Linked DNA regions of Homo sapiens: regions 2 and 3 are each linked to region 1. A link is a contact called in ENCODE Hi-C or POLR2A ChIA-PET data. All regions are on one chromosome and are shown on one strand. The core of a region is the stretch at or near the end of the contact, and the rest is flanking DNA. Distances in the headings are between cores, read along the strand shown. Region 1 overlaps LIMCH1 (LIM and calponin homology domains 1). Region 2 has its middle 110 kb from the start of UCHL1. Region 3 has its middle 110 kb from the start of LIMCH1.

Evidence for each region. Hi-C counts contacts between places; a loop is a spot of excess contacts on that map. ChIA-PET counts read pairs that join two places held with the same protein, here RNA polymerase II (POLR2A). Pooled maps may share reads with other maps.
Region 2: a loop to region 1 is called in a map of tibial artery, with 3 times the contacts of the local background. The contact joins two enhancer-like sites. A Hi-C loop is called at or near these places in 17 of 168 maps with a recorded cell type or tissue (Calu3, PC-9, Right ventricle myocardium inferior and 9 more) and 16 of 50 pooled maps. POLR2A ChIA-PET finds 5 or more read pairs at or near these places in 5 of 52 experiments (A549, Caco-2, PC-9 and 2 more).
Region 3: a pooled map shows a loop between it and region 1 (1.9-fold over the local background). The contact joins two enhancer-like sites. A Hi-C loop is called at or near these places in 3 of 168 maps with a recorded cell type or tissue (cardiac septum, dorsolateral prefrontal cortex and prostate gland) and 6 of 50 pooled maps. POLR2A ChIA-PET finds 5 or more read pairs at or near these places in 1 of 52 experiments (activated T-cell).

Annotation. Positions count from the first base shown.
Region 1 is chr4:41,619,374-41,621,956 of GRCh38, reverse strand. LIMCH1 (LIM and calponin homology domains 1) reads right to left here. Exons shown (of 32, transcript NM_001330672.2): 6 at 2,517-2,583; 7 at 1,267-1,533. Among named protein-coding and RNA genes, the nearest start is that of LIMCH1-AS1, 72 kb to the left of the region's middle. Within about 2 kb of position 1,281, at least 2 of the 41 ENCODE cell types and tissues checked have a DNase peak (open chromatin) inside an H3K27ac peak, as active enhancers do; they include ascending aorta, where a contact is called at or near this core.
Region 2 is chr4:41,364,545-41,367,127 of GRCh38, reverse strand. It overlaps a transcript of LIMCH1 not described here. Among named protein-coding and RNA genes, the nearest start is that of UCHL1, 110 kb to the right of the region's middle. Within about 2 kb of position 1,272, at least 2 of the 41 ENCODE cell types and tissues checked have a DNase peak (open chromatin) inside an H3K27ac peak, as active enhancers do; they include ascending aorta, where a contact is called at or near this core.
Region 3 is chr4:41,426,247-41,428,829 of GRCh38, reverse strand. It overlaps a transcript of LIMCH1 not described here. Among named protein-coding and RNA genes, the nearest start is that of LIMCH1, 110 kb to the left of the region's middle. Within about 2 kb of position 1,305, at least 6 of the 41 ENCODE cell types and tissues checked have a DNase peak (open chromatin) inside an H3K27ac peak, as active enhancers do.

The DNA of each region.
Region 1 (2,583 bases), core at 32-2,531:
TAAATTTATGTAACTCAACACTGGATATTTAATTAAGACCTGGACCACATAAATAACCACATGTGGAGCTGTATAGAGAAATGGAAAATGTGTGGGAGGCAGATGTGGTGCTGTGGTCAGAGCATCCGAATCTGATCACCAGGTCGGTGGTGACCAGCTCTGCAAGTCACTGACTATCAACGATCCTCAGCTCCCACTTCTGGACTTCTGGAAGATGGGTATATCAGCCACCTCTTAGACTAGCCTGGCCAACCTGGTAAAACCCCATCTCTACTAAAAATCCAAAAATTAGCCAGGCGTGGTGGTACACGCTTGTAATCCGAGCTACTTGGGAGGCTGAGGCAGGAGAATTGCTTGAACCTGGGAAGCAGAGGTTGCAGTGAGCCAAGATTGCACCACTGCACCCCAGCTTGGGTGACGGAGTGAGACTCTATCTCAAAAAAAAAAAAAAATTAAATGGAACAGCAAGTGGCAAAGGAATTCCAACTGTCAAATTATTATGAATGTCAATTTGTAAAATACATTTTGGCTGCACTATTATTTGTTAGGATCATTGTGGTTATTTTATAAGAAAAATTAACCAGCTTCTCAAAACACTACAGAAGAGTGCAGAACTATAGTTTTCCTTGGCTCTGATTGCTGAAGGTCTCCATCTCACATGTAATATGAAGCTATCAGGACTGGATACTAGTACCTTTGTTACAATTAAAGAGAAGTAATTACTCCATTCTTTGTTTTTGAATCAACATGCTTTAGAAACTAAGGAGTCAAATAAACCCAATTCTACTTAGTACTCTCTTGGGACAAAGAAAGTAAGTGGATTTTGTAAGCCAGCCACTCTCTAAAGAGAGTGTTCCCCATTTCAAAGCAACAGACTATTTTTCTAGTGATGTGTAAAGTAAGATATGAGCCATTTAGGAGTAGCATGAAAATTAACAAGCCACAAACAATAGAAAAATACAATGTTATTGCTAGGTAAATCCTGCAGCCCACACATGACTGATCACAAATACATGACAAAGACAAGGGCTGCACCCAGCAGTGAGGAGCTCACTCTTCACCTTCATTTAAAATACCCAGGAGGTACTTAGCAGAGACATGCCTTAAGGCAAAGACTATCATCTACGTGCTCAGAGCAGGGAACAGTGATGCAATAGGAAAAGCGGGAAGTGGAAAAATCAGATGAAAACTCCAACTCTCTAGACAGATTCCAAATCCCCAGGCATGCAGAAAGCCAGCCGGGCCAGCCCTCAGCCCAGAGCTGACCTGGCAAAGCGCTGTGCTGCTGGCATGACCTTGATTCCAGCTTGCTCTAGCCTTTTGCGCTTTTGGATCTCAGCAGCATCTTTTTCTTCAGACTTGGGAGCTGGTGCCACCACAGCCCCGTCTGAAGAAGGGTGCTCCTTACCACTGCCGTCAGGTAATTCACACCCACCATCGGAAGGCTTCCAACCAGGATTCATTTGGCCAGCTGGGTTGTCTTCACCAGCAGACCCCACTTCACTCCCCTCTTCCTCTATCGTTTCAGGAAAGCTAGTGAGTTGGACAATATGGTTTACCAAACTAACAGACTGGGCTGGGGAGCAGACCCCATGTCATCTCCCCGCTATTCTGATATTACTTTTCACTTTAGAAAAGAAAGTCATAGCACACAATATAATCCTGATAATGTGAAGAAAATTCAACGCAGCCATTTAATTCATACAATGCATCATACCCGCAACATTGAGAGTTATCCCAGACTTGATAATGAAAGGCAAAAACCTTTTCTGCTGGAAAGGTAAATTTCATTAGTTTGTTCAGCAAATTAAAAATTGTAATAACATCTTTATTCAATGGAAAATAATAGTACAGATGGACTATTAGACAAGTTTATTTTATTGTAAGATTCTTGAAGGCAGGGACTCTGCCTTATTTGTTATTGGGTCCCCAATGCCTAGCATATAGTAGATGCTCAATAAGTACTTGCTGAATAAATGAATAAATAAATACAAAAGCATAATCAGAGATTAAAACACTGTTTCTCTAAAGAGATGAGAAATCCATTTATTATGACTATTTCTATATGTTATTGTGAACCACATTCCATGCATCACATATTTGAGCTTATATCAAGTTAATTTAAGCCTAGAGTTTTAAAACATCTTTTTGCATAAAGATAGGAATCTTTCTACGCCTAATCTGACAGGATTGGGAGTCAAGCAGTCTCCGCAGAAGGACAAGGATGACAGATTTGCTCTCAATGTCCTATCAACAGAATTGGTTTCAGAAATCTGCTTATTTAGACAAGTAGTTGCTGAATACCTACTGTGTGCCAGGCACTGTTCTAGGCGCACTCACGAAGCTTCTATTTTCTCCTGACAAGCTCTCTCCAAAGATCTGTCCCACCCACCTCCATCTGTAATCTTCCATCAAAGTTCTGAATTGGTCATTTAACCTCGTTCCTGTCCAGGAGCTGCAGTTCCCAAACCACTCATGCCCAAGCCAGGAAGAGGGCAGCGGTGCTCAGGCCTTACCTGAAGGGCCTCTCCCCACCCAGCGGGGAGGTGGCGGTACTCCAGCTCTTGCGGTATTCCTCTCTCT
Region 2 (2,583 bases), core at 23-2,522, 250 kb after region 1:
GAGATGACTGGATCACGGGGGCGGTTACCCCATGCTGTTCTCATGATGGTGAGTGAGTTCTCATGAGAGCTAATGGTTTTAAAAGCATTTGGCAGTTCCCTCTTCGCTTGCTCTCTCTCTCCTGCCACCATATGAGACCTGTCTTGCTTCCCCTTTGCCTTCCATCATAATTATAAGTTTCTTGAGGCCTCCCCAGCCACGTGGAACTGTAAGTCAGTTAAACCTCCTTTCTTTATAAATTACCCAGTCTCAGGTCGTATCTTTATGGCAGTATGTAAATGAACTAATACACATCCCATCAGGGTTAGATGCATGGGCATCTCTTTGGAAGTGTTGTTTTCAATATTGCAAACATGGAATTTTATCACAGCAGAACTGAATTCCACGGCATCATTCCTCCTTGAAATATAACATCTTATGTCCAGACAGAAGTCTTTCCAATATTCTATCATTTTTTTAAGAACTATTTTTCCCCTATATTATCTTTAGCCCTCTAGTTTAGGCTATTTTTATATTTCTCAATCACTTAAAACCAAAGTTCTATTATCCCTTCCTTTCCTGATTTAATAGCACTGAAGTCATCCTTTTATCTACCCTACCCTTCCTCCAAAAAAGATCATATCTGATACCTTTCTTCTGCCTCAGATGTAAACACACACACATCCTAAGGAACATATGAGGTGTTCTATTATAAAATTGTATTGTACTTTTTAAAAAATCTCAGAACAGTGAACTGGGCTTAAAAGGAAAACCTAATTCCAGTAAGAACAGTTTGGTCAAAAATCAACCAGTGTTAACTGATTCTGTCCTGAATCATGAAAATCAAGGCCAAAATACAAAATACAAAATGTATTTTGCGCCACTTCGAGGGGCCAACTGTACATAGACTTTAGCAGGCACATAATAAGCACCCAATAAATAGTACCTTTTATCATCAGCAACATCAGCATCATTAACATAATTTTTATCATCATGTTATCCCCCAACTATGATGCTTTTAAGCTTCAGAATGGTCTAAAGCAAAAAGAGAAGCTGCCAGGCCAATTTCTAGTACTCCTAGAGCTGCCTAGTCCCACCTAGCACTGACTGCCACTCACAGAATCAAGGCCAACTGTCTACATCATGGCTCTATTGTCATCCATCAGCAGAGAGCTGGAGGCCAAGAGACCCAGTGGCTGAGAACACATGCTCAGCCTTCCCTTTCTTGGTAGCCAGTGCTCAGTCTGCCCTTTGGAGCTCGCCTGATGCAACTGGTTTCCAGGGAGATGCCGGGGCAAGAAGTGCCAGCTCCACCTCCCATTCCGCATCCCCTTTCCCCAAATCTGTGGGACCTCACTGTTTTCCTACCATGTGACAGCATTGTGTCATAGCTGCTCTTGTATACAAACAAGCTAGACTATTTAAATGTCATTGTGAGAAAGATGCCGCCTGCTCTCATTTACATATCTATTCAGACCACTACTCCTTCCTTGATCTAGCCAGAAAAGTTTTTTCTTCCTCTTCCTTGGCAACTTATGCAAAGCTGGAGGACCATCTGCAAAGTTAACTACCTGTTGGGATAAAAAGATGTTAAGAATCTAGTCCCTACAGAGGTGGAGAATTAGAATGACTACATGTATAACTTATGGTATTACATCACAAAAGTCATATGTTACTGGCCATTAAATGCTAAATTATCTCAAAAGCTATTCATAAATTTTCCCTACTGCCAAACAACACAAGCATCTTTTGGTCTTGGAGAGCTATGATACCCTCAGTGTTTTTAATCTTCAGAATTAGGTCCCAGCTGAATAAGAAAACAATTCTATGTGGGCAGCAGGGAATGAACCAAAATGAGAAACTGATCCCTTCCAGCACTAGTTCTCACTCTTGTGAAGTATGGATTAGGTCACAAATAAGATTGTATTCATCACCAAGCCCCATGGGCACACTCTGATTGAAGGTAAAGGAGTCCAGGAACTTCTCAAGTTGAGAAATAAGGCTGAGTTGGGTTGAAATTTCCAGTCCCTCCCTAAAGGCCTGGGAACCTGTTCCAAATCATAACCGAAACCAAGTCGAAGGACATCTGTTTCTTCAGAAAGTGTTTGGCACTGAAAAGAAGAACCACAGATTAGAACAGATAAATATTGTTGTGGGTGGTGAGGCCAAGAGAAGCGGGGAATCAGGAAAATCAGAGTCATCTAACCTACTAATAAACTCTTGTAACTCAATAAATACCACCAAAAAAAAAGAAGGAAATAATAAAAGGGAGGAAGAGGGAAAGAAAATCAATGGAAGAATTCTTCTTATTCCTAGCAGGAGTTGACACAACCTCAGTGAATAAAATTCTGCTGCATTTAGATGAATATTTGGACCCATTATTTGTATAATGATTTAATATTAGATCATCTACAAGAACAAGAGGAGAGGCATTGAGCATTCTGCTTGGAGTTTGGTAACAAAGATTATACATTAAACTTACATATTCAGCATAATATTGAAGAATAATTTTCTAAGCTTTGATGGACTACCAAGATCACTTTATGAGTAGATATTAAAGGTTTTTCTCTGATCCCCAAGTCACTTTTAGTGCAAATTAGAGTG
Region 3 (2,583 bases), core at 56-2,555, 190 kb after region 1:
CATTAGCGATGCTCTCTCTTCTCACTCACTGCCAGGAAATGACTTAGATACCAAGTGTCAGCTCTTTCATCTTTCCTCAATCCAACCTGAAATCTCAGTCTGGCTTCTGCTCACAGCACTCCACTAAAAATGGAAACCAGTCTGTGCATTTCTGGGGCTGGGACACATAACAGAATATCGAGCCAGCCAAGTGTCACCTTTTACCGATAGGGAGATAAATTGGCTTGCTTAAAGCCACATTCTGAATAGTTAGAAGTTACTTAAGAACTCCAAATGGCCAAATGCATAGTCTATCATTTAATCCCCAATTTACTTGCTTTCTCTGCCACTCCCTATCAGCTCTTCTCATTTGAAATTGCCCCCTCCCTTCAAGGGCTTAACACTAATCTCTTCTGACATTATCTCATCTCTATTTCCTTTTCATGTGTTTTAAAAACACTTGCACAGCACTTATTATGTAGTGCTTTAGAGATATTAACTTATTTAATCATGATAGCACGGAGGAGGTACTACTATTATTACCATTATACAGATGAGGGACAGTGAGGTTAAGTGATATAACCAAGGTCCACAGCTAGTAAGAGGCAGATGATTTGAAACCAAACCAACTGGCCTCAGAGTTCATGTTCTTTACCACGACCTCATACTGTCTCTAGCTAATGCTGCATCCCTCTCTCTCTCCAAAAGATGAGAAAGTCGACACCCCTCCTTTGAACAGATCATCTTTGAGGATTTCAATTTCAGAGCAATCTGTTAAGCTGTTAAGACCACCCAAGGAAAACTGCTTATTATTCTCCAGCACACATTTCAGAGAATTTTTTTTTTATTGCTGAATACACAGAGGTAAAAAGGAACCAGTAAATTCTTCTTCTTTTTTTTTTTTTTTCCAAATAGATGCACCATTTTGTAGGTAAACAAGGTGAGGAAATAGAACTAAGCTCTAAGGACTAGACAATGTGGTATGAGTTAAAGCAAAACTTTAGCTGAATCCGTCAGGAATGATTGATTGAATTTAACTAGGGAACTCATGTGTTTGTACAATCTAAAGAAGGAAGACGTCCTGTTTTGGTAAGATAACCTTAAGTCTGGCTTCTGTTTTATTTTTGTTATGTATTTTTGTAATTTGGGGTTTGAATAAGCAAGAGTGCAAAGGTCTCCTGGCAAAAGCTCCTTTGTTAAAATCCAGAAAAACAAACAATCAACATTGATGTTTTGGAACAGGCCACAGCTGTCCGGCTTTCAAACATGTTACCTTCCACTTCTTTAAGGAAATGAACACACAAAGGCTTTCAGAACTGTCTGGCCCAGCGGAGGTCACTGCTCGGAACCAAGTGATTTCTTGCCTAAGACAGGGAGAGGGCAGTAGGATAGGAGGGAGGAAATGGCCCCGAAGACTGTACATACAAAAGTGCCCATTCTTTTGACCCTCAGGCCGAAGGAAAACAAAAATCCATCATTTGTGAGCTTGGCAAAGGAAGCTTTACTTTGAAGATAAATTTTATGGGGTACTTAAAACACATGATATGGCCTTCCTTGGAGTCAGAAGAAGTGAGTAGTTCACTGCAGGCAGGCCCTATGCAGTTCAGAGTGGAGAGAGGGAAGGGGTGGGAAGGACAATGAAAGTAACTCAAAGAAATTAAAAGATCTCAAGCCATCAAAACATCCTCTCCAAATTTTGCAAGAAATGTTTATATGTAAAATAACTTAAGTCCTGCCACTTTCTCTGACCACCAAATAGAATCAGGAGGTGCCAATGATCAATCATTCTTTGATTGACCCAACATGAATTGTATGTCTCTTTCTGTGCCCAGGAATTGTGTGAGGCACTGGAGGTAGAGACTAATAATGCCACCTCTCCATCCATGGCCTCAAAGAGTTATGAGTTAACTGGAATTTCACTGAATACATCAAACATATATTATTTTCATATACCAAGTAGAAATGAGTATGTTTTTTACTTAGTATCTTACTTGTAATGGTTATTTTAGGTGAAAGGAAAACCCACGTCAACTGTAAACATGAGAGCCTAGATTTTTCCACTAATTTCAGCAAGGCTGAAGAAGTTTGTTTACAAAGACCTGTCAAACACACTCGGGAATGGGTGGCTCTTTTGAGCAATAATGTTTCCGTGCCAACTCTTAAGTTTAAAAGGGAGAGTCCCTGGTAGGAAATGACAATGCTGTGTGGAAACAACAGCAGTATATATTGGACTCTTTACACCCAGAGGACAATCATTTCCAAATCTATCTTCAAATATGAAAGGCAGTAATATGTAGAGAACCTTCAAAGGACTGAGTTATCTGAATTACTCTAAGCATATAATATTTCTAAAGTAAAATTGCCAGGATAAAGTCATGATTCCTAAATTTAACTAAAGTCTCCTGTGAAATGTCTATACTGTTACAAACATCTATTACTATCATAAAGAAAGATGTAGAAAAACACTTCTCATATACAGACCATGAAAAGAACTAAGAATCACCTGGAATCTTACAAGAATCTTTTCACGGGCCGGGCGCAGTGGCTCACGCCTGTAATCCCAGCACTTTGGGAGGCCGAGGCGGGCGGATCACGAGGTCAGGA